Linked DNA regions of Homo sapiens: region 2 is linked to region 1. A link is an interaction called in ENCODE POLR2A ChIA-PET data of the cell type or tissue named here. Cell type or tissue: MCF 10A. All regions are shown on one strand.

The links. Peaks named below come from ENCODE experiments on the same cell type or tissue, not always from the same donor. Only the 100,000 strongest peaks of a DNase experiment are listed, where the experiment ranks them.
Region 2: POLR2A ChIA-PET joins it to region 1 with 5 read pairs; 3 of 35 experiments call an interaction of 5 or more read pairs at or near these places.

The regions. Positions count from the first base shown.
Region 1 is chr1:235,915,362-235,919,361 of GRCh38, forward strand. The region is part of intron 2 of LINC02768 (long intergenic non-protein coding RNA 2768); the gene reads right to left. All of the region lies in intron 2 of LOC105373215 (a long non-coding RNA gene), which reads left to right. It also overlaps the pseudogene RNU6-968P. Among named protein-coding and RNA genes, the nearest start is that of LYST, 50 kb to the left of the region's middle. RefSeq lists an enhancer at 2,868-3,367. In MCF 10A, no CTCF peak of the experiment used is centred here; a DNase peak (open chromatin) is centred at 2,280.
Region 2 is chr1:236,003,363-236,007,362 of GRCh38, forward strand. The region is part of intron 12 of NID1 (nidogen 1); the gene reads right to left. Among named protein-coding and RNA genes, the nearest start is that of LINC02768, 33 kb to the left of the region's middle. In MCF 10A, no CTCF peak of the experiment used is centred here; no DNase peak of the experiment used is centred here.

The sequences.
Region 1 (4,000 bases):
AGACTCCATCTCAAAAACAAACAAACAAACAAACAAACAAACAAACAAAAAATGTGCTTGCTTTGGCAGCACATATACTAAAATTGGAAGGATACAGAGAAGATTAGCACGGTCCTTGTGCAAGGATGACACGCAAATTCCTGAAGCGTTCCATATTTTTAAATTGTTCTACTATAAAGACACATGCACACATATGTTTATTGCAGCACTGTTCACAATAGCAAAGACTTGAAACCAACCCAAATGCCCATCAATGATAGACTAAATAAAGACAATGTGACACATATACACCATTGAATACTATGCAGCCATAAAAAAGAATGAGTTCATGGCCTTTGCAGGGACATGGATGAAGCTGGAAACCATCCATTCTCAGCAAACTAACATAAGAACAGAAAACCAAACACCACATGTTCTCACTCATAAGTGAGAGCTGAACAATGAGAACACATGGACATAGGGAGGGGAACATCACACACCGGGGCCTGTCGGGGGTGCTAGTGGAGGGATAGCATCAGGAGAAATACCTAATGTAGATGACAGGTTGATGGGTGCAGCAAACCACCATGGCATGTGTATACCTATGTAACAAACCCGCACATTCTGCACATGTACTCCAGAACTTAAAGTATAATAATAGAAGAAGAAGAGGAAGAAGAAGAGGAAGAAGAAGAGAGAAGAAGAAGAAGAAGAGAGAAGAAGAAGAAGAAGAAGAAGAAGAAGAAGAAGAAGAAGAAGAAGAAGAAGAAGAAGACGACGACGACGACGACGACGACGACGACGACGACGACGACGAAGACGACGACGACGACAACAACAGCCATTTGCAATCTGTAAGCCAGGAAGGGGGCCCTCACCAGGAACTGAATCAGCTGACACCTTGATCTTATTACACCTTCAACCTCTGGAATTTTGAGAAATAAGTGTGTGCTGTTGAGGTCACCCAGTCTATGGCATTTTGGTATAGCAGCCCAAGCCTACTAATATGGTAATAATAGTACTTTGTTCTATAGGAGAATGCTGTTATTCTCAAGAGACACATGCTGAAGTACTTAGGGTCGACTCATGATATCTGCAACTTACTTTCAAATGCTTAAACAAATTATACATAGATGATAGGTACCTAAATAGAGATAGAGATACAGCAAGCAAAGAAGCAACTATTAATAATTGGTGAATCTAGGAAAAGGATATTCGGGTGTTTACTAGTCCAACTTTTTTCAGCTATGAAATTTTTATTTTATGTTTTATTTATTTATTTATTTTTTGAGACAGAGTCTCACTCTGTTGCCCAGGCTGGAGTGCATGATCTCGGCTCACTGCAACCTCCGCCTCCTGGGTTCAGGCGATTCTCCTGCCTCAGCCTCCCGAGTAGCTGGGACTACAGGCACACACCACCACGCCCAGCTAATTTTTGTATTTTTAGTAGAGACGGGGTTTCACCATGTTGGCCAGGAAGGTCTCGATCTCTTGACCTCGTGATCTGCCTGCCTCGGCCTCCCAAAGTGCTGGGATTACAGGCATGAGCCACCGCGCCTGGCCAAAATTTTCTAAATAAGAAGTTGGAAAGAGTAAATAGAGTAAAATGATCTGAGAGAAAAAGAATCCAAATAATAACATTTATACTATTTTATAGTTTACAGTGTATTTTCACGTATATTAATGTGATCCTTTCAAATATCCACGGAGGTAGACATATCGTGTGTTTTATCCTTATTTTGTAGTCTTCAAAAACATTTCCTCAGTGCCTAACCATGTGCCAGGCATGGTACATACATCATCTCTTTTACTTTCTACAAGAACTCCAGAAGGCAGATATCGGCTCTCCCATCCACGGAGGCTCTGGTGGGATTCCGAAGCTAGCAATCTGCAGAGCTGGCATCTGAATGCAGCTTTGTCCGACTCTGAGGCCTGAGCTCATCCCTCTGTTGGCATCCTGTTTGTGATTCCTGTTTTACAGATGCAGGAATGGAAACTCAGAGAAGTTAATTAACCTGTGCAGTGTCACACAGCTACTCGGGGCAAAGCCAAAATTCAAGCCAGAACTTCAGTCTCCTATTCCAAAGCTCGGACCTCCTTCCAAAGCGCCTGTAATGAGCACTCTGGAAATAGGTTCAGGATCTAAGCTAGTGGCTCATGTGAGAAGAAGTCTCAGCACACAAGGGCCCTCAGCACAGGAAATTACTCAAGTTATTGGAGTGGAGCCAGGGAAAGGCCCCGAAGCTCAGAGCAGGCCTGACTCGGGAGACAGTTTGTGAAAATAAAAGCAAGCCCACATTGACTCATTCATTTGATGCTCTGATTAAGAAGCATGAGTTGCCACACCATGTGATGGAGAGCTATAAACTCCAGCCCTGGAGACATAATCTGGCACAGATTCCCTTGGATGGGCAAACGGTATTCAGGCAGGACTACCATTTCCGGGAGGGGGAGACCGGGGGAAGCAGGTCAGGACTTGAGGCTCATAACCATGCTGCACTGATTTGTTTAAAAGTAAATATTATTTGGTTTTCATTTAATTTTAAACAAAATTTAAATTTTTAAATGAAAATTAAAATGTTCACTTAATTTGAGTTATTAGATTAAAAGATAGTCTGCTTTACTGAAAGTCTTAGGCTGGAAAACAACAAAGTCGTTTGTGAAAATATTTAAATAAGAAGAGAACAGCAATCATAACAGGAATCTAAGGGGACTGTGAGTCTTGCATTGGCACATCTCAGCGCGGTGGAGACTTCTAAAGAGGGCTCTATGGATAGAGTCCTTCAGGGACCACCACCCGCCCCCATGCCCAACGCTGAGGAGGACACTCCAGCAGGGATCCACCAGGTGGCTGTAAAGCTAAGAAGGTGACCTCCTGGGTGTCCCTCCTGAAACACAGAGCACCGTTTGAACTGCCCGAGCGAGCGGACCAGCTGGCGCACAGATCACAGAGCCCTGCAGTGATCAGCTGCCATCTGGATCTGCCCGGGTGCAAGCAAACGGCACAGCTCTGGAAGCTTCCTCAGGGCTCCAAGAGAGCATCTGCGTGTTGGGAAGCCTCGGATGTGCTGCAAGACCTTTGTTCTGACTGTGGCAAAGCCTATGTATGCTAGGTGTCACATTGAATTCTTTTCTATTAATAATAACTTATCTGAGATTCTGCGCGACTGTCGCTCTAGAATCTGCATTTAGGAATGATCAGCATCAGTGCTGAGTGCCTCGGAGTGGGACATAGATTTAGGCAGAGATGTGGGAAGCAGCCATCAGTGAAGGACGATGCTGTGATTGGTGGCTGGAACCCACAAGTAGACACCAAACTGCTAACAGGGTGGTCCTGGAGGTAGATGTCTAGGCAAGCAGCCAAGATCAGTCATTTAGAGTCCATGCAGGTCTGACTTGAGACAGTGAATTTTGTAGAACTCCATACTCATTCTGAAGTGATTTTGTTATAGGCAGTCAGCTCTACCAGAGGCCTTTGTCCAGACTATCTGAAAGGCACCCAATGCAAGGGCTGCAAACCTCAACAGCAGAGGACTTGTGCTGAAACCCTTCCGAATGCATTCTCTAGACTGGCCAACTAATGTGTCTTCTTTGCTGTCCAGCTCCAATCTCCATCAGGTTGTCTTTTTAAAAAAAAATCCAAGCCTTTGCCCTGCCAAGCACCAGGAAAAGCATGATTTGCACATTTGAGAGCTAACGAAAACAGTCCATCCGAGTGTCCTAGTGAATCTGCAGCCCAGATGGGCTCACGTTTCCCTGTGTACCCCACATGCCCACTGAGCCCCGAAGTGGTTGCCCAGACCCCTTACCCAGACCCCGGGCTGAAAGAACCTTGTGTGGTTTAATCTCAGAGCAGAGTCCTCTGAGCTGGAGATGTTTGATTGAGAGACTGCCGGAGGGGCCTCCCCCAGTCGACCCAAAGATATAATGCTGGTGCCACATCTTGTGACTTGCGGTATCGAAGACTGCTGCTGGCGAAAAGGAAGCCACAGAGCTTCCACCCCTCATAGGAGGTCAGTGG
Region 2 (4,000 bases), 88 kb after region 1:
CTGGCTATGCTACTAGTTAGTTGGATGCCTTGGACAAATTATCTAGTCTCTCTAACCCCCATATCTTCATGCATTCAATGGGGCTAATCGTACCAGCAGTGACGTGCACCAGCCAGAAATGCAGAAAACCCTGAGGTGTGTTGTCCTGGATACCAAATGAAGAAAGTGTTTCAGGAAGGAGGGCGAGACCAATTGTGCCAAGTGCTATCAAGAAATGAGGCCTCAGGCCAGGCACGATGGCTCACACCTGTAATCCCAGAACTTTGGGAGGCAGAGGTGGGCAGATCACTTGAGGCCAGGATTTCGAGACAAGCCTGGCAAATATGGTGAAACCCCGTCTCTACTAAAAATACAAAAATTAGCCTGGCTTGATGGCAAGCACCTGTAATCCCAGCTACTCAGGAGGCTGAGGTGGGAGGATTGCTTGAACCCGGGAGGTGGAGGCTGCAGTGAGCTGAGATGCAGCCACTGCACTCCAGCCTGGGCAACAGAGTGAGATCCTGTCCCAAACAACAACAACAATAGCCAAGCGTGGTGGCACACACCTGTAATCCCAGCTACTCAGGAGACCAAGGCACAAGAATCGCTTGAACCCTGGAGGCAGATGTTGCAGTGAGCAGAGATTGCGCCACTGCACTCCAGCCTGAATGACAGAGTGAGACTCTGTCTCAAAAAAAAAAAAAAAAACAAGAAGAAAAGAAAAAGAAATGAGGCCTCAGATCTAACAAAGGGAGGGTTGTTGCTGACTTTTACGAGAGCAGTTTGGGTGTTGTGGTGGGGAAAGAAGCTGACTGCAGTGGTTAGAGAGAGAATGAGAGACTCTGGAAGAATGCAGGAGCTTACTTTTTAGAGTCCAGTTCCAGATGGATTAACTAGGTAACAAAATCCATAGCCCATGGGTAGCATTTACAAAGCAACACGGTGATAAGGAAGGGTGAAGGGACACACCACCAACTTGTCATCTTTGTGTGGCAGACAGCAGAGGAAAGGGGCAGAGCATCTCACAGTGTGGGAACAGGAAAGCCCCAGCGCTAACAGGCACTCTAGAAGGCACTGCAGGCCAATGTAAAAACAGCAGCAAAACTGGGAGGGTTTTTCTTCCTTTAAGTTAAAGACTAAGCCAGGCGCGGTGGCTCATGCCTATAATTCCAGCACTTTGGGAAGCCAAGGCGAGTGGATCAGGAGGTCAGGAGATAGAGACCATCCTGGCTAACACGGTGAAACCCTGTCTCTACTAAAAATACAAAAAATTAGCCAGGCGTGGTGGCGGGCGCCTGTAGTCCCAGCTACTCGGGAGGCTAAGGCAGGAGAATGGTGTGAACCCGGGAGGCGGAGCTTGCAGTGAGCCGAGATCATGCCACTGCACTCCAGCCTGGGCAACAGAGCGAGACTCTGTCTCAAAAAAAAAAAAAAAAAAAAAGTTAAAAACTAAAGGGGCTAGAAGAGCTAGACCCTAGGAAATTGACCGGGCTGTCAGGGCATCACACTGGGAAGACAGTGCTGAGAGTGGGATCAAACTTAAGCAGGATGGAGCCCGGCACGGTGGCTCACGCCTGTAATCCCAACACTTTGGGAGGCTGAGGTGGGCAAATCAGTGAGGTTGGGAGTTCGAGACCAGCCTGGCCAACACGGTGAAACCCCATCTCTACTAAAAATACAAAATTAGCTGGGAATGGTGGCGTGCGCCTGAGTCACAGCTACTCGGGAGGCTGAGGCAGGAGAATTGTTTGAACCTGGGTGGTGGAGGTTGCAGTGAGCTGAGATCATACCACTGCACTCCAGCCTGGGTAACACCATCTCAAGAAAACAAAAGCAAACAAACAAAAAAATGTAAGCAGAGACCAGGTAAGAGAAGGCCCAGATATAGGCGGGGGGTGGGGAGAGAGCCAGGAAATCTCAAAAGCAAATTGCAATGCTTTTTTTTTTTATTTTTGAAGATGCAAGAGTGTTTTGTTCTGCTGAAAGCATATTTACTGGCAGTCTAAACACAAGAACCTAAACAACTGCTTTTGGAAAGCATAAATAACACACGATCGTAATTTTGTAAGACACAACTCTCAAGATATTTGAACCAACTGTCTGTTTTTTCTGATTGCAAAATGATTCATATGCCATACACTTTGACAGAAAATTTCTTTTACTAAAAAGATTTCTTCTAATTTACCTTACATTTTGCTATTTTTAAAACAATACTGGGCAAAAATTATGTGCTATATAAGTGTTAGCTATTATTACTTTAGTATTACCCCTTCCACTAGATAAAAATTTCACTTCTTTAAACTACTGTTTGATGTAGTAGATATCTATTCATATTATTTTAGGGAGGCATTCTTTAATGAAGACACATCAGAAAGGAAAAGTGGTCAAAAACATAGCTTATCTGAATTTTAAAATGAACAAAAATCCATAAACATCAACTAACTTCTGTACAGAGCATAGTAGCTAATTATCCAGCCTGCACTTTCTAATAGTAATAATATCATCATAAATGTGCACAGTGCCCTCACTGTCAAAGTTCTTTAACTAAAGTAACAGGAACCACTCTGACTTAACCTAAACCCAAAGGAAGAATTTATTATGAAAATATAGTTATGTCATGTGAATCAGAAAAGGGACTGGAACCAGAAATAGACAACTGTCAGGAACTAAGAGCTCCTGTCTCCTTGTCACTCACTTGCTTTATTTTTCTCTTGGGAGACTGACTGTCCTCTGCTTCTCCACCCATATACCGAATAAAGCTACCTCTCTACTTCCAAATTACAAATACAGTTTTAGCTGTTATTTCATTGCAGTGAATAGAATTAGACTATCACCATTTTGCTCCCCCCCATTAGAAATGAGTGGACCCAGGTAATAATGAGCATGAATTCCAATGAATAAATGAGAAAGTAATGATGAAATTAGAATATCACCATTTGACCCTCCCTAGAAATTAATGGGTCTAGGCAGTAATCATCAATAGCTCCTAACATCACAAAAAGTGAGACAAGCAGACATACACTCCCGATGAAAGATCACACCACCACCTATTGTCTTGCCAAAAGGATTGAACCTAAGTCTGATCAAGCATCTGACAATCTGCAGACAATTTAGAGGACAAAGGAGTGTGTAGTGCTGTACAATGAGTGTGCAATCAGCAAGATCCAGACTGTGGGAAACTACAGATCTAAAGGCATGGGTTCTTCAACAGACCAAATGCAAGGAAAGGAAAGGGATGGAGAAGAAAACTATAGATAGAAAAATGAGCAGCACCAAACCTACAATGACTAGGAATGCACTCAAGTGTGATAAAGCTATTAGAAATGCAAGGAAGAGACAACTACAGATGCCAGGTTAGTGGTTGCTTTTGAGGAGAGAGAGGAGGCTATGATTGGGGCAGGTGGGGCTCCTGGGGCTGCTGGTAAAGCTCTACTTCAAGATCTGAGTGGTAGTGACAACCAGGCTCACCTTAGAGTAACTCCTTGAACTACATATTGCTTGCATCTATGTTTTATTTTTACAATATAAAGATAGGAAAAAAAATGGAAGATGAGAGAGGAGGAAGTGGAGGCAGCAATTCCAGACAACCTTGATGAAGAGTTAAACTATAAAGGGAAGGATGGGGAGGGGATGGCAGTGAGAGAGGGATGCAGGGTTGAGGGAAAGCTTCATTTTGTTTATTATTTTTAAATTTTTTTGGAGAAAGGGTCTAGCTCTGTCACCCCAGGCTAGAGTGCAGGGGCACGATCATAGCTCACTGCAGCCTTGAACTCCCAGGCTCAAGTGATGCTCTTGCCTCGGCCTTGTGAATAGCTGGAACTACAGGTGTGTGCTAATTTTTAAATGCCATGCCTAGAAGTTTTAAATTTTTTGATAGAGATGGGGTCTTGCTATGTTGTCCAGGGTGTTCTTAAACTCCTGGACCAGGTTTTACATTTCTAGCCCAAGACATTTAATGCCTCTCTTTGATCCTCTAATAAACTCCCCTATGTTACAAAAACCTAGCCAGTTACATTCCCTC